Regions from separate parts of the Homo sapiens genome. Here region 1 is linked to region 2. The links are chromatin loops, found by intact Hi-C in ENCODE. Cell type or tissue: HepG2. All regions are shown on one strand. Each heading gives the region's core, and the rest is flanking DNA. Links, peaks and the distances in the headings are about the cores only.

Region 1 (5,387 bases), core at 202-5,201, 44 kb before region 2:
TTGAGAACATTAATTCAGGGTTTACCTCATTTTCCTTCCTGGTTTTGTTTTCTACAATATTTAGGAGGCAGGAGTTAGTTAGGAGGGTGGTTTTAAGGAAAAAAAAAAAAAGAAAAAAAACACCTCTAAATTCATTAGTTGAATTCCACCAGACTGTGTGAACAATCTCATAATAATCCTACATCAATACGAGAGAAGTTGTAACTAGTTCACTTAGGGTAATTATAGGGCAGGTTTCTGCCAGGTTTTAAAGATAGACTTTGAAATCTTCCTTTTTTTCATTTGCCTCCTGCTGTGTGTGGGGAGAGGCCCTGGCTCCTGGGATATCTGCCAGAGCTAAATGGGGGCCAACTGGAGAAACAGGCACCAAGATTGGGTTCCTGTTTTCCTGTGCTCATACTTCTGGGAACACAGATATCCTACCAAATGGTCACCTGTGAAAAACTCAGGGCCTAGAATCTAAATTCTGTTGGAAAAGAACTGATTAAAGTCCTGGCCCTAAGTAAGATTATGGCAAGGTTTATAGCACAAAATTTCTGATTTTGCGCTAGAACAATAGTTCCCAAAGTGTGGTCCCCAGACCAGCAGGATTACCATCACCTGGGGGAACTGGCTAGAAACACAAATTCTTGGGCCCCACCCCAGACCTACTACAGAAGAAACTCTTGGGGTAGGGCCCAGCAATTTATTGCAACAAGCCCTCCAAGTGATTCCAATGCACCCTAAAAATCTGAGAATCAGTGTCAAGGGACATGATGTTAAACAGCCTTTCCAGGAGATAAGAGTTACTTTTAAAGAGGGATTTGTTCAAACAAAGCATATCTACAAATATCCAAACAAGACCTTTGGAATTAGCTAGAACTAGGCTCTGCCACTCACCAGCCATGGGGCCTCAGATAAGTTATCTTACTGCTCTAAGTAGTGGTGTGCTGGTAAATGTTTAACAAGCAGCTCTGTGGGGGAAATGGGTTCGCTCATTTTCATGGCAGAAATACCCCATCATGGCTACTTTCAAACTATCAACATGATGTCGGCCAACTCAAAAAACTTTTGAAAATTTAACAATTGGCTTTCACAAGCCCATGGAAGCTGGCTCCAGCACACCATTGTCTCTAAGACTCAATTTCCTTATCTGTCAAATGGATGAATAATAGCGTTTACCTCATAGGGATTGTTGGAAGGTTGAAGTGAGAAAATGATAGTGGACTTTTATTGAGTATTTATATCTATCCACCAGGCACTTACTATGCATTATTCACTGACTTCTCAAAACCATACAATAGGTACTGATATTCCTTCCATTTTATACATGAGGAAGTTGAGCTGAAGTAACTAGTCCAAAGTGATACAGTAGCAAGTGGGAGAACCTGAATTTATTCCAGAGCCCGTGAGGTGACAGAGACATTAGCCCAATGCTCAGCACGGGGCAATGCTCAGTAATTGGGAGCTATTATCATAAGATAAATAAACTTCTGAAACGTGCCCTACTTTGGAAGTAGGGATGAACAGTTTGTGTTGGATGAAACCTCTCAGCCCCAGAAGACACATACATTTTCTTCTAGGAGAAAGGCCAGGGTACCTGATGGGAGGACCAGCTGTTGATTATTCATAGTAACAAACGACAAGAGTTGAAGCTAATTGACACCCACACGTAACGAGGCAGTTGTAAGTTCCTCCCCTCCCCAAATTAATTAGGTGTATGTTTTTCCAGGCTTTATCTTTGTGTACACATACACATATGTATTTTGTATTAGATCAGGGTGTACATATTTTTTTGCAAATTGCTTTTCTTTTTAACCTGAGACTAGATCATGAATCTTTCCCATGACAGTCCACCCCAATCTATCTCATTCTCTCTAAAGCTGCTTAGCATTCCACAGTAGTTACTTGCTATCATTTATTTAATCCACAACAGAAGGATACTTAGGCTATTTCTAATTCTTCACTATTATAAATGATCCTGCACTTCACAATCTTTTACATAGATTCTAGCATATGTCTATGGGAGAAATTCCTAAAACTAGGATTTTTAGGATTTGTAAGGCAAAGAAAACACGTAATGTAAATCTTGACCAATGTACCTAGTTACTCCTCACTGTGAAATTTTAAGCTCCCAATATTCAAGGAAGGTGCCTTTTTGCCCATACTCTTACACCAACATTAGGATTACTCTGATGATTTGATTTTTCAAACTTATTATAAGTATTTCTAAATATAAAAATAGAGAAAATAATAATAATGAATGCTTATATACCTATCGCCCAGCCTCCACAATTATCAACATAAGGTCAATCTTATTGCATCTATATCCCATTCACTTCCTCCCCCTACTGGATGAAACTGAGGCAAAGTCCACACATCATACTCTTTCATTGGTAAATATGTCAGGAGCTGCCTCTAGAAAATGAAGATTCTATTTTTTAGCATAACCTCAACATCATTATCACATCTAAACATTTCTTGATGTCATCGCATATGCAGTCAGTGTCTAAATTTCCTCAATTTTTTTTCTTTTTTCTTTTTTTGAGGCAGGGTCTTGCTTTGTCACCCAGGCTGGAGTGCAGTGGCATGATTATAGCTCACTGCAGCCTTGACTTCCTGAGCTCAGGTGATCCTCCCACCTCAGCCTCCCAATTAGCTAACACTACAAGCATATGCCACTACACCCAGCTAATTTTTTTGGCTATTTTTTGTAGAGACAGGGTCTCACCATGTTGCCCAGGCTGGTCTTGAATTCCTGGGTTTAAGTGATCCTCCCACCTGAGTCTCCCAAAGTACTGGAATTGCAGGCATGAGCCACTGCACCCAGACAGTCTCATAATTTTTTGATGGTTTGTTTGAATCAGGATTCACCAAGATCCACACATTGCAGTTGGCTGATAAACTTCCTAAATCTCTTAAGCTCTAGGTTCCCCCACACGCACACCTCCTCTTCCTTTTTCCCATGCAGTTTATTTATTAGAGAGATTGGGTCATTTGCCTCGTAGTTTCCCACTTTCTGAGTTTTTCCTATTGCATCCCTGTGTTGTCATTTAACATGTTCACCAGTCTCTGTGTTTCTTGTAAGTGATAGTTAGATCTTGAACTATGCTGTCTAACACAGTAGACACTAGCCACATGCAGCTCTTCAAATTTAAATAATTAAAAGTAAATAGAATTTGAAATTCAGTTCCTCAGTCACACTAGCACATGGCACATGTTCAATAACCACAGATGGGCAGTGGCTGCTGTATTGGACAGCATAGAATAGCACATTTCCACCATGGCAGATAGTTTTATTGAGCAGCAGTGCTTCTAGAGGCATCACAGGATCCTCTGATAATTGTTAAATTATTTTTTCTCATATGCACTCAAGAACAAAGCTGAACACCCTGAAATCTGCATTACTAGTCTATATTGCAGGCTTACATAATGTAAGGGAAGTAACTAATGTGTGGTAGACTCTACTTCTGCCTGTTTTAAGTGGCAGTGGCTGTGTTTACAGAAGATGATTAAGTATTTGCATGAGTGCCTCAGGTATGTATGACATTCTGTGGTGACAAAAGGTCAGCAGCTCCCCAGCATGCAAAGCAGCCCGACCCTTTCCTAGCCTCCTAGGAGGAAAATTGAGGGAATTCATGCTAATCCATAAGGCTCAGTCCTGCAGTGATTATAGGACATGCTGGTTCCAGGATATTCATAAACATTCATCCTCTCATCAAGATGCAGGTGCTCCTGGAGGCTTCTTCCTGACTATGTCTTTGTCTTGGCATGCATGTAATGAGCACATTTCATAGCACACCAAACAGGTTTCTCAGCTTGCTTCTGTGACACTTGGCAAAGCCGAGGATCCATGTCGAGAGGAGGCAAGCACTTGCACCCAGCCCACAGAGAAGTCTGGCTGACCATGCACTCTAGCAGGAGCCTCCCCTGGTTCTTGAAAACCTTAACCAATCTATGAAGAAATTGATATTTGGGGGTTCTGGTAGGACATATTTGGAAACTTTGAAATTAGGAGACTATCATTCATGGATTCATTCCTTCTCACAATACTTATTGGGCCAGACACTGCACTAGGCACTGAGATCAGTGGTGGGCTGGGTAGAAGTTTCTGTCCTCACAAAGTTTACAGTCAGTGAAGGAGGCAGATAAATAAGCAAGCCACTTCAACACCACTGGTCAAATTCCACCATGAGAGCATGTGAGAGCATCATAAAAGCACATGGAAACCTGACCCTGACATGGACATTCAGGAATGTGATATTTAAGCTGAGACCTAAAAGATAAGTAGCGATTGGGCAGGAGAGGGAGAGGGTGGAGTGTAGAAAGAATATTCTTAAGACCTATTCTAGATCTTAAGAATTCTAGATCCACCAAATAGGCATAATAATACCCCGCAATGTCATGATTAGAGCCCAGTGACATAGCAGATGCAAAAGAATACACTGTATCCTAAAATCCCAGTTGTAGAAAGGCAATGGTGCTAGCCAGAAGCAGTCTTTCACTCTGGAGCAAGTGTGAATTAGAGAGCTATGTAGTGGTGTTTTGGAGCCAGCTTCTACCAGCTCTTAGCAGGCAATAGGGCACATCTCTTCCCAACTTCACATTCAGCAATGTCTGTTGGTAGCCAAAATAGGAGTATTTATACCAGGGAAATTGGCAAATGCTACAAACCAGAGCCTTTTTTTTTTTTTTTTTGAGAGCTGACTTACCAGCATTTACTGAGTGAGGGCGAAAACCAGCATTTACTGAGTGAGGGTGAAAGCAATGAGAAGAGTAGAACCCCCCAGGCAGTAGTTATTAAGGAATGTCCACCCACAACAAAAACAAGAAAGTCTTTGGCATTATTTTCAAAAGAGTGACCATATAACTCTTTCTGCCATTTGTAACAGGCCCACCCAAATCCTCAGGGATGAAAAGAGGAAGACTCCTTCATGCCAATTCATTCCCAGACAAGCCAGATGAGTGTCAATGACACCCAGCTCATGGAAATGAGATTGGAGCCTCTCAGATCAACAGCTGCTGAGAGCTGCTTTCTTTGGCTCATGAGGCCAGCGATAAATTGGGTTTCAATGTTCTGAATAGGCAGAAAAAGATACCTCCTTGCTCTCTCCTGTTCCCTTTGCTGGAGCTGCCAGCTGGCACTTTTTGTCACTCATCATGGTTGCCTGCAGTGGTGATTATACACTCAGTACAGAGGGCATGTTGGAAAGAAAAAGTCTTCAATAAGCGAGAGTCTCCAAGGCAAGTACCCACTGGAAAAACTGGGATGTAGATATAGCTCAAGGCATGTTTTAAATAATGGAGCCTTTTTAAAGGATGGCCTAGAAAAATACTATATTTATCTTTGGCTAGCATGCTTGGATACTCCCCAATCTTGGGGAAATAACTAGTTGGGTATGTTGGAG
Region 2 (5,387 bases), core at 95-5,094:
AGTGATCTGCCCACCTTGCCTCTTGGATTATTTTAAAGCAAAGTCCAGACATCATATCATTTCGTCCAGAAAAATGTCAGCAAGTGTCTCTTTAAAAATATTTTTAACATAACCATGATTCCATTATCACACACTAAAAAATGAACAACAGGCCAGGCACGGTGGCTCATGCCTGTAATCCCAGCACTTTGGGTGGCTGAGGCAGGCAGATACTTGAGGTCAGGAGTTCAAGACCAGCCTGGCCAACATGGAGAAACCCCGTCTCTACTAAAAATACAAAAATTAGCCAGGTGTGGTGGCGCATGCCTGTAGTCCCAGCTACTTGGGAAGCTGAGGCAGGAGAATGGCTTGAACCAGGAGGCAGAGGTTGCAGTGAGCCGAGATCTTGCCGGTGCACTGCAGCCTGAGTGACACAGAGCAAGGCTCCATCTAAACACACACACACACACACACACACACACACACACACACACACACACACAATTCCTTAAAAACATTAAATATTCAGTGTTCAAATTTTTATATTTGCCTTATGAATGTTCTTAGTGTTTGTTCAAATGGGAACAAAATGAATTAAACACATTGCATTGAGTTAATATGGCTCTTAAATTTCTTTATTCTACATATCCCTCCTTCTCCCTTAACCATCTATACATTAAAAAAACAAAGTCACTTGCCCTTTTGAATTTTCCAAATTCTGGATATTACTGGTTGCATTTTTGCAGTGATAATACATTCCTCTCTAGCCCATACATTCTTTTTTTCTTTTTTCTTTTTTCTTTTTTTAGACAGAGTCTCACTCTGCCACCCAGGCTGGAGTGTAGTGGCATGATCTTGGCTCACTGCGACCTCCGCCTCCCAGGTTCAAGTGGTCCTCCCACCTCAGCCATCCAAGAAGGTGGGATTAAAGGCATGCACCACCACACCTGCCTAATTTTTGTATTGTTAGTAGAAACAGGGTTTCACCATGTTGGCCAGGCTGGTCTCAAACTCCTGGACTCAAGTAATCCACCCGCCTCGGCCTCCCAAAGTACTGGGATTACAGGTGTGAGCCACTGAGGCTGGCCTCCCCCATACTTTCTGTAAGCTGATAGAACTAGAGGCTTGAAAGCTTCGGGCTCAATTTTTTGTCAAGAATACTTCATAGGCAGTACTAAGTACTTGTTTTTTAGTTTGGTTTGAGTTTTTTTAAGTGTACAATTCAATGGCTTTTAATATATTTACACAGTTGAGCATTCATCACCATAGTCAATTTTAAACATTTCCTTTACTCCAAAAAGAAATCCCACACCTCTTAGCCATCACCTCCCAAACTACCATTTCCTTTAACCCCAGCCCTAGGAAACCATTAAGTTACTTTCTGTCTTTATAGATTTGCCTATTCTGGATGTTTTCTATAAGTGGAAGCACACAGTATTCGAATATTTGGATCTTTGTGGCTGGTTTCTTTCGCTGAATATGTTTTTAGGTTTACTCATGTTGCGGTATGTATTAGTACTCATTCCTTTTTATGGCAAATAACATTCTATTGTATGAATATACCACATTTTGTTTATCCACTCATCAATGAATGAGCGTTTGGGTTGTTTTTACTTTTTGGCTATTTTGAATAATGCTGCTATGGAACATTTGTAGACATATGCTTTCATCTGATTATATACCTAGAAGTGGAACTGTTAGATCATATAGTAACTCTGTGTTTAAGGAACTGCCAATGATTTTCAAAAGTGATTGCACCATTGTACATTCCCAGGCTTGGTGTATGCAGGTTGCAATTTCCCCACATCTTCGCCAACACTTGTTTTATTATCAATCTTTTTTATTGCAGCCATCCAATTGGGTGTGAATGTTATCCTATTGTGGTTTTGATTTGCATTTCCCTCATGGCTAATAAGAGCATCTGTTCATGCGTTTATAGTGCATGTGTTCTTTGGAGAACTGTTTTTTTATATCCTTTGCCCATTTTATCATCGGGTTTCCTTATTATTATTGAGTTGTAAGAGTTCTTTACATATTCTAGATTCAAGTCCCGTATCAGTTATATGACTTGCAATTTTTTCTTTCATTCTGCGTGTTGCCTTTTCACTTTCTAGGTGTGTCCTTTGAAGCACAAAAGCTTTTCATCACATCTACTCTTTCCTTTGTTGCTTGTGCTTTTGTTGTCATATCTAAAAACCAGTGTCTAATTCAAATTCATAAGTATTTATCACTGCATTTTTTTCTAAGAGCTTACAGTTTTTACTCTAATGTTTAGATTTTATGATCCAGCTGGAGTTAATTTCTATGTATGTTGTGAGATAGGGATCCAGATGCATTCTTCTACCTGTAGATATGAAGTTGTTCCAGCATCATTTACTGAAAAAGACTATTTTTTCCCATTTTGTTATATTTACACTCATGTTAAAAATTAAGTACTTTTTATAGCAACACATCAGGAAGCACATAATGCCTAACTGCCTCCCTTTTTGTATTAAAATTGATTCTATTCAAGTGTCAGCCTGCTCCATCCATTAAATGGGTCCCCATTAGCCTTTTACCGGGTGGTTTGAACATTATTTCATTAGGGGTTGCAAAATGATGGTGTTCCAAATCTGTCACTCCTGAATTTTTTTATGCCACAATTCTTCCATAATATTGAGCTATTTGTAAGACACAGCACTGTGAGCTTTATCTCACTATTGATCTCCACACCTACACATCATAATCCCTCAGCATATATTGGGGAGTCCAAAGTTCATATTCTTAACCTCTCTCTCTGTCTCTCTCATTTGTTCCTGGGCATTCCCCTAGCTCAAAGACAAGATTCATTTCTCACCACCTTCCCGCATGGCATGTTTGCCATCACTGAACAGCCACCCCTTTTTCCACTGGCCACTGCCAGCTGGGCTAATCTTACTGCCTGCCTGTGCAGTCGCCTTGTTTACATCCTTGCCACTGCCGTAGGCTGGCCCCCAGTCCAGGCCTCCTTGGCCCACATGTTCCCTCCCTTGCCTTCCTGAGGTCTGGTTCCCACACTTGAGCCAAGATCAGGAGAAAGAGGCCCAAGTTTGTTCAGCTTGGAGAAGAAAAGATTGATGTGGGGTTGAATGATGACTTTGTTTTTCCAAACTTGCATTTCTATACCAGTTTTATTTTCCTGTGTTCTGAAGAGAAAAGGAACATAAATCAAAACATGAAGGATTTAAGGAAGTACAATGAGAAATCTCTCCTACCGCATAGACTGCTGGAAACTAAATACTGCCAATGCTGAAGTGGAATCTATGGATTCTGTTGTTGTTTTTATTGTGTTTGGTTTGGTTTGTATTTATTCTACAGAGGAAGGTAGCTTAGTACAAACAAAAAGGTTTTGAGTCAGGCAAAGCTTCTTGTCATGGCTTTGCCATCTGGTAACTAAATGACATTGAAATTAAGTATCTAACCCCAATAAGCCTCAGTGTACTCATCTGCAAACTGGGATAACTCCTTCCATGCAGGGTCTTGGCAATGGTAGCAATAACTCAAGCTGCAGCCATTGCTATTACCTTCCCCCTCTTTCCTCCAAGGGGAGCTTTTAGAATCTGTCATTTGTGTGACTGGGGAGAACCCTGAATTAACACAGGGAATGGGCCAAACGTTTTAAAATCTAAATGATCATTCCAATCTGAATGTTTTAAGGTATAGTTTTTCACAACTACTAACAGATATGGAGGAGGGGGTGATCTTGCCTCTTATATGTAAAACACTGGCAGGAAAAGGTACTTCCTTAACAGACTCAAGGTCTTCCCCCAAAAATTAAATAAACACATGAATTATAATTTAAAATATAACTAATAGTCCCTACAATATATAACATCTTTGAGCCACATAGTCCCAGGTGGCAGTAACCTTTATTTGCACAAGAAAGGTGATAGATACATCACGAGCGAGGCCTCAAAGAATGTGATCCTAGCACTCCCACAGTTAACTGTATAGCCCTGGACAAAGGGTTTTGCCTGTCTGGGTCCCAGTTTTCTCATTGGAATGACAAAAGTGGCTTGGCAGAGTATTATGTGCGTTAATTGGCTAACAGCACACTCTGAAGATAGGTAACACAGGGAAAGAGCTGTTTCTATTATTTAATGAATCATGGTTATTGTTGTGATTCTTCCTGTCTTCTGCGGGAGCACACATTTACACAACAGACCTGTTTTCTTTCTGTCTGGTGCAAAGTTTTGTCAGGCCCCGCAGGTATTGGGTAGAGCTATTCTCTGAGGCAAAGAGCTTCTCAGCACAGGCAGTATAGTAAGGAAATAAAAATATGGGCTTTGGGGTCAGCTAGATCTAGGACGGAACTCACACTGCTTCTTACCAAACAGTATAACCTTGGGCAAGATACTTTACTCCGTCTGAGCCTCAGTTTTTATATCTGTAAAATGGGACTAATGATGGTAATTTTCATAAGATGGCTGCGAGGATAAAACAAGGCAATGCTTATACATGAGATAATGGCCAGGGTTTAGGAGTGGTAAATGGCTCAATAAATGTTCACTCTGTTGTTATTATTATCATTGGGTCAAGCCAGGAAGCTAAAACCATCTCCCATCCCCACTGCCCCAGGGCCAGCCTATACAAACAGGCCCTACTGAGAATGAGCTTGATCAGCCACATGCTTCAGAGATGATCTGTTGGAGCCTGCTTTGAAGTGCAAAGGCTTCCAAAAGCCCCTTTGCTTTCTTGATAAGCAGTGACAATTCCAGAATTAGGGAAGGAGTGTGACTCTTGGGACAATTGCACTTGCTTAGTTCATACTGTAATTCCGTGTGAACCCATGTGAGAGAAGCCAAAAATGAATGCAGGAAAAAAAAGACTTTGGATAAAAAAGTCAAAGATAGAGACTGAGGCAGAGCCAGTCATCTGTCCACCATTTCCTATACACACCTCGCAGTTTTTTCTGGGAATGCTGTCCTCACCTGGCAAGCGTCCAAAGCCCATTGTGAATCCTAGTTGCCAAAGCCCCTCACAGCCTGTCAGTGAACCAGTCAACAGAGTTGTCGAATGCCCACCAGGCACTGAGCTGGGCACAGGTGATACAGTGAACAAGACAGACATGGTTGCTACAGCCATGGAACCTCCAAGCTAGCAGGGAAGACAAAAACTAAACAAATTATTAACATACTTGATTACAAGGTATTAAGCGTGCAAAGTGCTAGTGAGGTTCAATTATGGGAGATGAAGGGAGTATGTAATGGAGGGTCCACCTAGTCTAGAAAGTCAGAGAAGCCTGCCTGGAAGAAGTGATCTTCAGGTGAAAACCTGGAAGCTGATAGCAGTCAGCCAGGTGAAAAAAGGAAGCGAGCTGAGGTTCTGCACACACCTCTCCTTAGCGCTGCAGCCCAGTTGCCTTTCTACTGAGGTCACTCCAGAAAGCG

Evidence for each region. Hi-C counts contacts between places; a loop is a spot of excess contacts. Peaks named below come from ENCODE experiments on the same cell type or tissue, not always from the same donor. Only the 100,000 strongest peaks of a DNase experiment are listed, where the experiment ranks them.
Region 1: it touches region 2 in a loop (2.4-fold over the local background); 9 of 110 quality-filtered maps call a loop at or near these places.

Annotation. Positions count from the first base shown.
Region 1 is chr5:145,978,588-145,983,974 of GRCh38, forward strand. The region is part of intron 2 of SH3RF2 (SH3 domain containing ring finger 2); the gene reads left to right. The region is part of intron 3 of LOC107986458 (a long non-coding RNA gene); the gene reads right to left. Among named protein-coding and RNA genes, the nearest start is that of SH3RF2, 45 kb to the left of the region's middle. RefSeq lists an enhancer at 759-1,053. In HepG2, for the core only: a CTCF peak has its summit at 2,347 (motif pointing left); DNase peaks (open chromatin) are centred at 874 and 3,484; H3K4me3 peaks cover 968 bases.
Region 2 is chr5:146,022,442-146,027,828 of GRCh38, forward strand. The region is part of intron 5 of SH3RF2 (SH3 domain containing ring finger 2); the gene reads left to right. The region is part of intron 1 of LOC107986458 (a long non-coding RNA gene); the gene reads right to left. Among named protein-coding and RNA genes, the nearest start is that of PLAC8L1, 80 kb to the right of the region's middle. RefSeq lists enhancers at 3,601-4,396, 4,397-5,190, 5,212-5,387. In HepG2, for the core only: no CTCF peak of the experiment used is centred there; a DNase peak (open chromatin) is centred at 2,750.